3 separate regions of the Homo sapiens genome follow, and all the other regions are linked to region 1. A link is a loop called in an ENCODE intact Hi-C map of the cell type or tissue named here. Cell type or tissue: PC-9. All regions are shown on one strand.

The links. Peaks named below come from ENCODE experiments on the same cell type or tissue, not always from the same donor. Only the 100,000 strongest peaks of a DNase experiment are listed, where the experiment ranks them.
Region 2: a loop joins it to region 1, with 9 times the contacts of the local background. A loop is called at or near these places in 5 of 110 quality-filtered maps.
Region 3: it touches region 1 in a loop (5-fold over the local background); 2 of 110 quality-filtered maps call a loop at or near these places.

What each region holds. Positions count from the first base shown.
Region 1 is chr5:34,473,008-34,477,007 of GRCh38, reverse strand. No RefSeq gene overlaps it. Among named protein-coding and RNA genes, the nearest start is that of RAI14-DT, 180 kb to the left of the region's middle. In PC-9, a CTCF peak has its summit at 2,327 (motif pointing left); a DNase peak (open chromatin) is centred at 2,267.
Region 2 is chr5:35,200,563-35,204,562 of GRCh38, reverse strand. The region is part of intron 1 of PRLR (prolactin receptor); the gene reads left to right. Among named protein-coding and RNA genes, the nearest start is that of PRLR, 28 kb to the left of the region's middle. RefSeq lists a silencer at 1,822-2,116. In PC-9, a CTCF peak has its summit at 2,050 (motif pointing right); no DNase peak of the experiment used is centred here; H3K27me3 peaks cover 473 bases.
Region 3 is chr5:35,088,327-35,092,326 of GRCh38, reverse strand. It overlaps PRLR (prolactin receptor), which reads left to right. Exons shown (of 10, transcript NM_000949.7): 3 at 2,664-2,776. The coding sequence starts at 2,707. Among named protein-coding and RNA genes, the nearest start is that of AGXT2, 42 kb to the right of the region's middle. RefSeq lists an enhancer at 2,354-2,855. In PC-9, CTCF peaks have their summits at 2,251 and 2,454; a DNase peak (open chromatin) is centred at 2,456; H3K27me3 peaks cover 3,141 bases.

The DNA.
Region 1 (4,000 bases):
ACTCTTAAGACAACGGGATGCATCACCTTTCCCTTCCTATAACATAACCTGTCATTGTGGAACTGGAGAACCCACACCATGATCCTTCTCACAATTAAGGATGCATCTTCCCCTGAAAGCATAAGCTCCTTACGGTCAGGGGGTAAATCTTAGACAGTGATCACAGTGGTCGTTTGTTTGTTCTACCTATGGAAAAGCTCAATGGTTATTCACTAAGATGAACTGAAGCAAGGGTTGTGGAAGGTTCACTTTGCCACCTGTCTGCATAAGCAGGGCCACCGTAGGCAGCGATCCAGGGATCAGTTACTTCCCAACCAATCTGTTCTGTGGGAGTTGACACTCCTCATCCTTATTGAGGTCTATCACAGAGTTGGTATCCAGAGAGAAGGTAACAAAGGAAGGCATTTTCTAGCAAGTAGCAGCTTTTATTATTTTTAAATATTTTTATTATTTTATTATTTCCTATTTGCATAGGAAACGGTGGTATAGAGGCATCCATTATGAGCTGGTCACAGAGGTGTGCCTCCATGGTGTGACAGGGTACTTACTGAAGAATTTTGAGTTTACATTTTATTTCTTTTGTGGAAAATAGCAGCTGGTACTTCTTTGCTTTAGGGAAGGTTTATAGCAGGTTGAAAGCAGGTATTGCTTTCAAACCATCTCCTCTTAACATTTGTTTATGGATGCTTAAATCCATTGAGGAGAATAGAGTTTGATGTCAGAAAAGAAAACTAGCAAAGAGCTGCCTCACCCATTGTCTTTATGTTTCTGAAATTTGTGACACAAAGAACATTCTACAGCCCATCAATAGCTTACGTTATTTTAATGTAAGTTCTTGGTAAGCAACTTAGGAACTGCTTTAAAAACCCACTTCCTTTAAAAACCCACTTGTAACTGCTGTTAATGGGAGCATAGATTCAGGGCAACTTGGGTCTCTGCCCCTTGGTTGCAGTGCTCAAACTTGGCCCAAATAAACTCTCTACTTATGTCAATTCTGCCTCCATTTTTTCCTTTAGATGGACAGAGGTGAATGAAAGAGAGGGCCTTGGAGGGCAGCCTGAAGAGGAAGAGAGGGACGCAAGGCCAGCATAAACAAAAGAGTAGTCCTGGGGTGCTGGGAGGAGAAGACATCTGTGCCTTGGGTCCTAAGAGTGCTCTGAGGATGTGAAAGGACCCAGAAGGACAGCAGAGAGGCCTGTCCTATGTTCCTTGGTCCCCAACCTTGCCAAGGTGCTCAGGTTCCAAACCTGACACTAAAGCAAGACAGCCGTAGGCCAGATGAGGTCATGGGAGCAGGAACAATGAACATTGAATTAACATCATTGTCTGGGGTAAATACCTGAGATTTGTTGTCTCACGGCGGCAGAAAACTAGGAAGGGGATAAAGAGTGAGCTTAGCGGAAGTTTAGTAGGCGAAAGAAAGAGAATAGCTCTCTCTGTTGCGAAGATAGGGGTCCTGAACAGGTTTTTCGGTTCTGTGGTGAAATGCAGAGGGTTTTATAGATGAGCTTGAGGAGACAGTGTGTGATTTACATAGGGTACGAATGATTGGTGGGACTAGTGTCATTTGCATAAGGTGCGAAAAACTGGTTAGGGCTAGGTATGCCATTTGCATAGGGCCCAAAAAGCTTGCTGACCCCACGCTAATCTTTTATTATGCAAATAATTCTCTACCTGGCCAGCGCCATGTTGCCTATTTCTTTACTGTACACGTGGTGACAAAGAAAAGGGAAGATGGAGCCTCCATGTTGAACATACCTGGCTTCCAGGTAGCCCTTTTCTATTGGCATAGCTGCCGGCATTCACCCGTGCAAGCTTCCAGCTTGCTTATCTATGTTCGCAGCTAGATTTTCAGGCTGCTCTTTGTTAGAAAAAAATGCTTTCTTGGGCTGCTTTTTGTTAAAAGGGAAGCCTTGCTGAGGACTTTTTTACCCTCACTATCTGCCTAAATAATTTCTTTCTATCTCCTGTCTCAGCATCTCAGTGGTCCTCATTGAGAACAGGTAACCAGTGCCAGCAGGGGCTCCTAGTTCATTGGTAAAACCCTGAACATTGACACCTTTCATTTCCCTGGGGTTAAATGGAAGAGAGAATTGCCCCAAGAAGGACGGAAGTTTCATTTTCTTTGGCTCCTGAAGTAGTACACAAGCGGATTTATAGAAAACAAAGACCTTTAGTATTTCTTACATCCTAGAATCTGGAGACTTGAGATTCATGCCTATTGCATTATTTCAGAAAAGAGATTTGGTTGTGAACTCTGCTCCAAGACATTGCTTGGTCAAGGAAGCCTAAGTTTTAGCCACCTGGACACGATCTCCATCTAGTGGTCATACTATGTAACAGCACTTGCACACAGCTTTGAGAGGTTTGGTATTCTGTATTTTGCTCTTCTCCGGAGAAATTCAATATAGCAGAAATATAGTACATAATATAATGCAGATATGAGAGATTCTACAGCCTACAAACAGTTCTAAAACGGGCTAGAATTTGGGAGGTGAAGCAACAGGGTAGCATTGTAATTTTATTAAATTTCAGAATAATTTTAGATTTATGTTAAAGTTGTAAAGTGGCCAGGCGCAGTGGCTCACGCCTGTATCCCAGCACTTTGGGAGGCCGAGGCGGGCAGATCACCTGAGGTCAGGAGTTCGAGCCTGGCCAACATGGTGAAACCCCATCTCTACTAAAAATACAATAAATTAACCGGGTGTGGTAGCCCAGGCCTGTAATCCCAGCTACTTGGGAAGCTGAGGCATGAGAATCGCTGGAACCTGGGAGACAGAAGTTGCAGTGAGCCGAGATCATGCCACTCCACTCCAGCCTGGGCAACAGAGTGAGACTCTGTCTCAAAAAAAAATTAATAAATGAATAATAAATAAATAAAGTTATAAAGTGATACAGAGTTCCCATACACACCTCACCCAGGTTCCTCTAGGTTAAAATCTCACATTACCATGATACGTTTGTCAAAACTAAGAGACTAGCATTTCCACATTATTGTCAAAATCCAGACTGTATTTTAATATCACTAGTTTTTCAACTAATGTCCTTTTTCTGTTCCAGGATCCCACTCAGGACAGCACATCTCATTCTGTCCTCATGTTCCCTCAGTTTCCTCTAGTCTGTGAGAGATTTCATGACAGCAGTTTTGAGGAGTAATAGCCAGGTATTTAGCCAGTTTTGAGGAGTAATAGCCAGAATGTCCCTCAATTGTAGATGTGTGGTGTTATTTCTGAGGCCTCCGTTTTGTTCCATTGGTCTACATCTCTGTTTTGGTACCAGTACCAGTTGCTGTTTTGGCTACTGTAGCCTTGTAGTATAGTTTGAAGTCAGGTAGCATGATGCCTCCAGCTTTGTTCTTTTTGCTTAGGATTGTCTTGGCTATACAGGCTCTTTTTTGGTTCCATATGAAGTTTAAAGCAGTTTTATCTAGTTCTGTGAAGAAAGTCAATAGTAGCTTGATGGGAATAGCATTGAATCTATAAATTACTTTGGGCAGTATGGCCATTTTCATTATATTGAGTCTTCCTATCTATGAACATGGAATTCTTTTTCCATTTGTTTGTATTCTCTCTTATTTTCTTGAGCAGTGGTTTGTAGTTCTCCTTGAAGAGGTCCTTCACATCCCTTGTAAGTTGTATTCCTAGGTATTTTATTCTCTTTGAAGCAATTGTGAATGGGAGTTCACTCATGATTTGACTCTCTGTTTGTCTGTTATTGGTGTATAGGAATGCTTGTGATTTTTGCTCATTGATTTTGTATCCTGAGACTTTGCTGAAGTTGTTCATCAGCTTAAGTTTTTAGGCTGAGAAGATGGGGTTTTCTAAATATACAATCATGTCATCTGCAAACGGAGACAATTTGACTTCCTCTCTTCCTATTTGATACGCTTTATTTCTTTCTGTTGACTGATTGCTCTGGCCAGAACTTCCAACACTATGTTGAAAAGGGGTGGTGAGAGAGGGCATCCTTGTCTTGTGCTGGTTTTCAAAGGGAATGCTTC
Region 2 (4,000 bases), 730 kb before region 1:
TTATTCCACTGGGGTAATAGGATTGGTAAGGTAGGAGTGTCTTTGAAGAATAATGCTAAATAACCCAGACACTAAGGCTGAATCTTCAGCACAGCTCTTAAGGCATCCTGTAAGTACCCTCTGCTGCTTATTAGAAATCCCAAAGCCCTGCTCCCTTAGGAAAGCGGCCCATCCCCATCCTCATCATAAGATGCAAGGCATAGCTAAACATCTCAACTTCTCACTTGAGTATTATATACTCTCAGGCCAGGATACTTTCCAACTCAAGAGTAAGATAACATTACATTCTGATCTTCTTGTGTGTGTTTTTATGTTTTTTTTTTCATTTTATTTATTATTTTTTTTTTTGAGACAGAAATTTTACTCTTGTCACCCAGGCTGGAATACAACGGCGCAACATTCTGATCTTCTTTTGAGAGAAAAGTTTCACACAATTAGCCTTTGAAATACACATTCCTTTAAGTACCATGAAAACATTGTCCCATACAACAATATTTCTAAGAAACACACATGTCCCTCCCACAATGATTTTTTCTTGTTACCACCAATAAAAATTAGAGCTGTGTTGTTTTTGTTGTTGGGTTTGTTTTTGTTTTTGTTTTTTGGTGACTACTGTGACCCTCAAAAAATCAATCCGACTTTCTCGATCTTGATTTGCAACACCAAGGTTACCAAACAAAGAGAATGGTTCAATGAGGGAAAGCTCAACTACCTAAATATTTAGTATAGCAATGCTGAGCTTTTGGTAATGGCTCAAAATTCTCATGCTTTCCCACTAAATGAAAAGGGGAGCTTTGCTACTAGTAAACCATATTCAAGAAATAATTCTTATTAATACTTTGCTTCTTTCCTATGAATTATTGCTTTGTAATGGATGTTTGACAAGTTACTAGCAAAGCAGTCTTCGATGAGCACAGAGACCCATCAGATCTGTATTAACACCTCCAACCACTGGAGTTTCATTAAGTAGGTTTCTCTACCCCTCTCCTTCAGGCCACAGATAGGAAGAATGACATTGGGTCCAAAGTTCTGGCACAAAGAATGATGTCTGCCTTCCTGTGATGATTTCAAATTCAGGGTAATAATTCCAACTATCTTTCCCTGGCCATGATAGAAAGCTCAAGAAATCTTGGTTCCTTGTCTCTTTTCTTCCATCCAGTTGGTCTTTCTAATTACACACTCAACACAATGTTCTGCTGAGCAAGACATCTGCTGTAGCCACTATCACCCTTGGCATAACCAGATATTTAAAGGTACCTAAAGGAGTTTAGCCATATTTTGCCAAGATCCTAAGTTCTATGGCATAAGAATCCATCCACTTCTCTACTGCCTATAGAAAAGGACAGCTCAGTCTTTCTGAAAGAATTGTTCTCAAACAAGAAAGCATTTGAGGTAACATGTCAACAAGGTGGACTGGTAATTGGTGTTCCTTTCAGAGCCAGTTGGAGGAAATGGCCAGCTCAGACATTCTCTTCTCCCCAGTGTCCTATGGGAACAAGATTTACCCAGACACAGCTGACTATGAGAAGTCTTCAGGGATTTACAACCTGTCTAAGAACAAGGCCAATGGGGGGCTCACTTTGCAACACGTCCCTATTTGATTGTCAGAGGACAGATACTCTATTAACAAAGGAATTTGCACTGGTATTTTCAGGGACACATCAAGTAATTGCCACTTGAACGTTTTTCCAGGCTTTCAAAGGAATGTAAGAATGGCCTAAGGCTAAATTACATTCATGTCTTTAGTGAGTCATTATATTACTGGCAATAAAGTATATTATTACTTTACTTTCAGATGCCCTCACATATTTTTTTAAAGTAGAAAGGAGACATATTATGGTCACCATTCTTAAGAGACTTAACTAAAAGACACTAATTTAATCTTTTAGTTACTTAAAAATAGCTGTTGCTCACCCACTATGTGCCAGTCTGTATACCAGGCACCAATATGAAAAGGTGAGTATTCTCTGGTCTCCCTAAGCACAGTCTAGTGGAGGAGACAGACAAAATGCAGCCATGGCCAGAAGGGGGAGCAGTTAATGAACAAGTAGGCAGAGAGTAGGGAGGGGATTCTGAGAGACAGTACGGACGGACTGAGGGTAAGTTGTACATCCCTGATATTTTGGGCAATTGCAAATAGTTTGATGACCAAATCACAAGGAGAAGAAGTGACAGCAAGCATGGCTGAAAATGTAGGTTGGTGTCAAATTGTAAAAAGCCTTGAATACTGTGCTGAACGGTTTGATCCGTGAATCAGGTAGAGGACTTGACTCAGGTCTCTTGACTCAAAGGTCATGTTTTTTCTCTGCTAGATTGCACTTATCCTTCCAAATGCTAGTGGACACCACACTGAATTTGATCAAAGATCTCTCAATGGAAATATGTAAATTTCCTGTAAGAAGCAATTGGTAGGTTCTCTTATTATCATCTCCATCTCACAGATAAGGAAACTGAAGTATAAAGAACTTGAGTAACTTGTCCAAGGTCACACAGCTAGTTAGGTGATCCCAGACAATTTGGCTCCAGAGTCACTAGTCCTAACTACAACAATTTAGCCTCTCTTTATCTAGAGGTCTTTATGCATTTGTCTGCATTCTACTTACGTTGGTATTGGTGAGTAAAGATTCCCTTCCAGAATAGGTTTGATAAATTGCCAAGTCTGAAACTGAAAAATTAATATCCATGATAACAGAGGTTTTGGGGTCAAGGAGTGAAAGGAATTCATCCCATCCTGTCTCTAAATACTTTTTTCTTTACCAATTTATGGGAATTTGAGACCAGATATCTGGAACCAAGCAGCCTCACCCTATTAAGGGAAAGAAAAAGAACAGAAGAAAAGAGGAGAGGAGAAGAGAAGAGAAGAGAACTAAAAGTATCTGCAAAAATATTAAAGGATTTGACCGAGATCTCTGAGATGCTCCAAAGATTGCAATTGTGCTTACTATCCAAGTTAATGGCTGTAAATCTAAGAGAATTATGATGTGCCTGGTAAATATTGGTTGTTTTGTTTTAAGTCTTCATGGAGAAAATGGAAAAGACATTGGCATGTAGGATGAAGTCACAGCAGGACAGACAGGTCCTGCAAGTGTTTCTTTAGATGCATTGATATTCATAACATCCAAACAGGCCTTAAGGCTGTCTTCTTACTTTACACTTACCAAAGGGGTAAAATATCATTTTCCTTGGACACACAAATAATAAACGTACTCTCACAACATCACTTGAATGTTGTGGTTTTGCAAATATACTATGTTTTAAAAGCTATAGCCCTCAAATCCCTTACTAGACATCAATATTTGTTGGAATTTCAACATCAAAGATTTATTGTGAAGGGGGAGGGGGAGGAGTTACTCCAAAGGCTAGAACCAGTGCATATACCATAATAACAACTCTGCATGCATTATTGCTTCTAATCTTCATAATTTTGAGTACTATCTTTATTGTCACCATTTAATGAAGATGTTAAGGTTCTGGGGGCTTAAGTGACTTGCCCAAAGTTACACAGCTTGGTAGAAACAGAATTTACCACAGAACTTGTGTGTTAAGCCAAATAATTTTCTAGTTCCATACAACTAAAAATTGGAAGGAAAAAGTAGAGCCTTATGAATAGAGTCCTGAGCAAGAAGGATGAACAATCTGCAGATGAAGTACTCTGTAAAGGAAAGATCTGGGTTTGAATTCTAACCCTGCCTCCGTTCATCTGTGTGATCTTCGCAAAGTCTGTTAACTCTTTAAACTGTTGGATATTTATAAAATGGGACTGGTGCTATTTGGCCTGATATCTTACAGGGGAAGATTCAGTCAGGCCAGGCGTATGTAGGGTCTCTCTGACCTGGAAAGCCCTATATAAAGACATGGTACCATTCTTAGTGTTAGGACTGAAACTACATCCCTAGTGTCCTGACACCTCATACCAATACCCAGAAACCCTAGGCTCTTCCTTCAATCCCATACTCCTTCCTCAGCTGCCAGGACAGCTTGGTTAAGAAAAGCCTTGTTC
Region 3 (4,000 bases), 620 kb before region 1:
AAATCACTGTTGAAACACAACCGTGACACCACTGTGAGTATGTCTAATTCCCTGGCATGGGGGTTTTAGGCATTAGAAAGTGCATAATAGTAACTAGATTCCAGGATGTGTCTCAGGAAATCCCAAAGGGAAGCTTTTTTTCATTCATAGAATACTTCCTGAAGACATTATTATAGGAAAACTTTATTTAGGAGAGTTTCTTTGATCCTGTACTAGCACATGAGAACATGTAAGCAGATGACAATATCTAATATCTACTGCTGCCTGACCCACTCTGCTTCCCATCCCAGAGTTTCTTTTGCAAAACGCATGGAGCCCTGCTTCGACAAAGCTCTCTAGATAGCACCCAACCTCACCAGGAAGGTCTGATTTATAGCATGTTGATCTTAAGCATGTTAGTGCAACGCCCAAAAGAGAAAGGAAGTCTCAATAAAGGGATATTATAGAAAGTCTTCAGCCAGTGGATAGACTCTCATCTCTAAGCCAGGCTGAGATCACCAGATCAGCAGGATAAAGAACTATTTGGGGCTATATGTACCTAATGAGGCTGGATTCATGAGATCAACAGTATTTAAGGTCCTTGGGCGTAAGTAGGGCAGTAGCTGAGAAGGCCTCTCTCGGCTCTGGCTCTCCTGCCCCTACTCAGAATGCCACACTCACCCAAGGCTTGATGTTGCTCACTGTGGGTCAGTGGCTGTTGTCTCCACCGTCTCTCCCACAGAGGGGGAATAATTGCACCCCCATCACAGACTTTCCACAAGTCAGGATGATCTCTCAGTGGCTCTCAGGTTTCCCAAGTATCTTTCCCCCATGGGCATTTGACTGACAATCTACTAAATCTCTGTACTTCCATTTGCTCATCTGTTAAAACCTGTAGCTGCTCACGGGGCTGTTGTGATGACAAAATGAAATTTACATGATTAAGGTACTTAACTTTCCCCAGTGCCTGCCCATAATAGATGCTCCAGAAGTGTTAGGCATTATTTTAAACCCAGTAGGAGTCTTTAACCACTTGATTTTAATTAGATGACCCTCAGGGGTGAGATGCAGTGGGTGATTTAGAAAGTGCACCCTGGGAGGGCATTTGCTTGGAAGGAATCTTGTAGGAGCAGGTAGAAGGTCCCCAAAAGAACAAAATACGGGTCACCTCACAGGATCCACCACTGGACCGGGATCCTTTACTGAAGCTGGAGCCTCATTATGAAAGAGCTACTTGGCCGGGCACGGTGGCTCACGCCTGTAATCCCAACACTTTGGGAGGCCGAGGCAGGTGGATCACGAGTTCAGGAGAGCGAGACCATCCTGGCTAACACGGTGAAACCCCGTCTCTACTAAAAATACAAAAAAAATTAGCCGGGCATCGTGGGGGGCTCCTGTAGTCCCAGCTACTCGGGAGGCCGAGGCAGGAGAATGGCGTGAATCCAGTAAGCGGAGCTTGCAGTGAGCCCAGATCGCGCCACTGCACTCCAGCCTGGGCGAAAGAGCGAGACTCTGTCTCAAAAAAAAAAAAAAAAAAAAAAAAAAAAAAAAAAAAAGAGCTAATTGATGGTACCTGGGTGCCCAAACCTCTACTGTTGCTATCGTTTCTCCATGTCTGAGTACGTCCCACAAGGAGCAGTAGCAAAAGCTGGTCTTTCAGGGGCTCATCAAACACACTCAGACGTTTCAAATGTCCCAAGATCGGCAGCTTTGATCCTGAATGTTCTTCCCTTGATTAAAACAACAACAACAACAACAACAACAAAATGAAACAATAAAAATTTAAAGAGAAATTTAGGCCGTGCATTTCTAAGAATTTACACTTAGTTCATTAAATCTATTGTTTTCTCAGTTGTTTGAAGTCCAACAAGACTAATGAGCCTTTTTTTCCAAATGTCTTTAAAAATCCTTTTTTCTTACAAGGCCATTTAGAGGCTTTGAACGTTGTTCCAAGGGTAATAATATTAGTATTAATAATAAATTATTCCAAACTCCCAACCCCTGCAGGTTCAGAATTTACTTAATACTCTGAACCCAAGGAATTTAAATTATTACCAGAATTTATTACCTTTTGTTTATGGGGCTTTCCAAACAGGAGAAAGAAACCACGTGGAGGTTCACTAGAGTGCATTGTGTGGTTCGCTTTGCGGTAATGCATATAACCCAGAAGACTTCCAGAACCTTCTCAGCTTGAACCTTCAAAGCCTCCCTAATTTGGTGGAATCAGCATGGTTATGTTGAGATTGTACTGAGGGTACTGACTTTTCAGCCTGGACAATTTTTGGCTGATGGACCAGAGCAAGAGCCCTCGTAGGATTCTCCCATAGGACATACAATCTATGTTACATAAGATGGATGATATATTGTTAGGTGGCTATGGGGTGGAAAGAGAACAATTTTTCTCTGGGGTGTGTGCAAAGGAACTGACTGCCTTGCTGCCCCTTGAACTCTCTACCTTGTCATCTGAGGACCTCTGGTGGTGGAAATTTTCCCAGCGTGTGTGAATTGATGTTTCTGTGCCAAGCCATCCAACCCTGTTACATTTTCCTACATTCCTTTCCTCCTATTTTGTCATTCACATTAAGCAAGGAGCAACAATCAGTTGCAAATACCCAGAATAAAGTGGTGGATGTGCCTGACCAGACTGCCATTTCACAAAAGTTACCTGCTACCTTCTCTTCCAGTGAACTTCTGATACATTTCCTGCAGCAAGAGAAGGCAGCCAACATGAAGGAAAATGTGGCATCTGCAACCGTTTTCACTCTGCTACTTTTTCTCAACACCTGCCTTCTGAATGGTAAGTAAGAGGCTATCACGCTCTCTTTCATTGCCTGGGGTGTTTGTCAACAGGGTGGAGAGTCCATGCAGTCTTCTTGCAATGCCATTATGAAAAATGAAAATGCTGTGTTATGTGCTGCTGTTAAATTATTTGCAATATTTTGCATTAAAGTTAATGCAGAAAAATTAATGCAATTAATGCAAAATCTTGTCACTGTGCTCTCTGCCTTTTGTCCTCATTTCAGGAGTGTAATGAAACAGCTCTGAAGAAGACAGGACCTGAGTTCTAATCCAGGTCCTGCCAGTTTCTAGCTGTGTGACCTAGAGCCAATTACCTAACTCTCTGGGTTTCCAAATTCTCAAAGTGAGGACAGTGATGTTTCCTCTACTGCAGATGAAATAATGTATATGAAAACTCTTTAAAAAACCATAATGGGATATAAGAGGTTGCTGTTACATGGCGGGAAGCAGGTACAGCCGACTCTATTATCTGTGCTAACAGGAGAAATGAAGTCCACAGCTAAATGAGAGGGTGGGTGCCTGTGACTATACACTTCTGTATGTCAACCCATGTGCATTTCTGGGTGTGCAGACTTCTATATGTACCTGTGTATATATTAACTTTTCTATATGGACCTGATTTCAAATGTCTCTCTGTCTGAACCTGTATGTATATACTTTTATGTATGTCTGTGTGTGTTCTGTGTATATCCGTATGTGCACACTTCTCTGCAGGTACCTGTGTGCATACAAGTATGTACTTCCATGAGTATGCACCTGTGTATATTTTTGTGTGTGTGTGTGGTGTGTGTACTTTTGATGCGGGCTCTGTGTGGGCATCTACATACCTGTATATGTGGTTCCTGTGTGGTTTTCTCCGTGTTTCTGTGCATTGAGAAAGTCCATTAATGTTAACTTGTTCCTCTAATGCAGATGAAGGAAACATTTGTCTAATTGTAATTTTACAAATCTACCCTCCTCTCTTGAGCTTCCTGAAGGTACTATTAATAAACAGTAAAATAAGAAAGAGAAGCTTTCAGAGAGAGAAAAAGGGGAAAGCAGAGGTCAGAATGACCCACAAGAGAAACTAAATACTCAAGAAATCAATGATCACCCTAATTGGCTTCCGAGTGTGCTCATTATGGAACCATAGGCTTTAAACTTTTTAAATAAACTTTTCTTTCTACTTCACACACTTCTCCCCACTCATGACAAAAGCAAAGCAAAACAAAAACTTGCATTC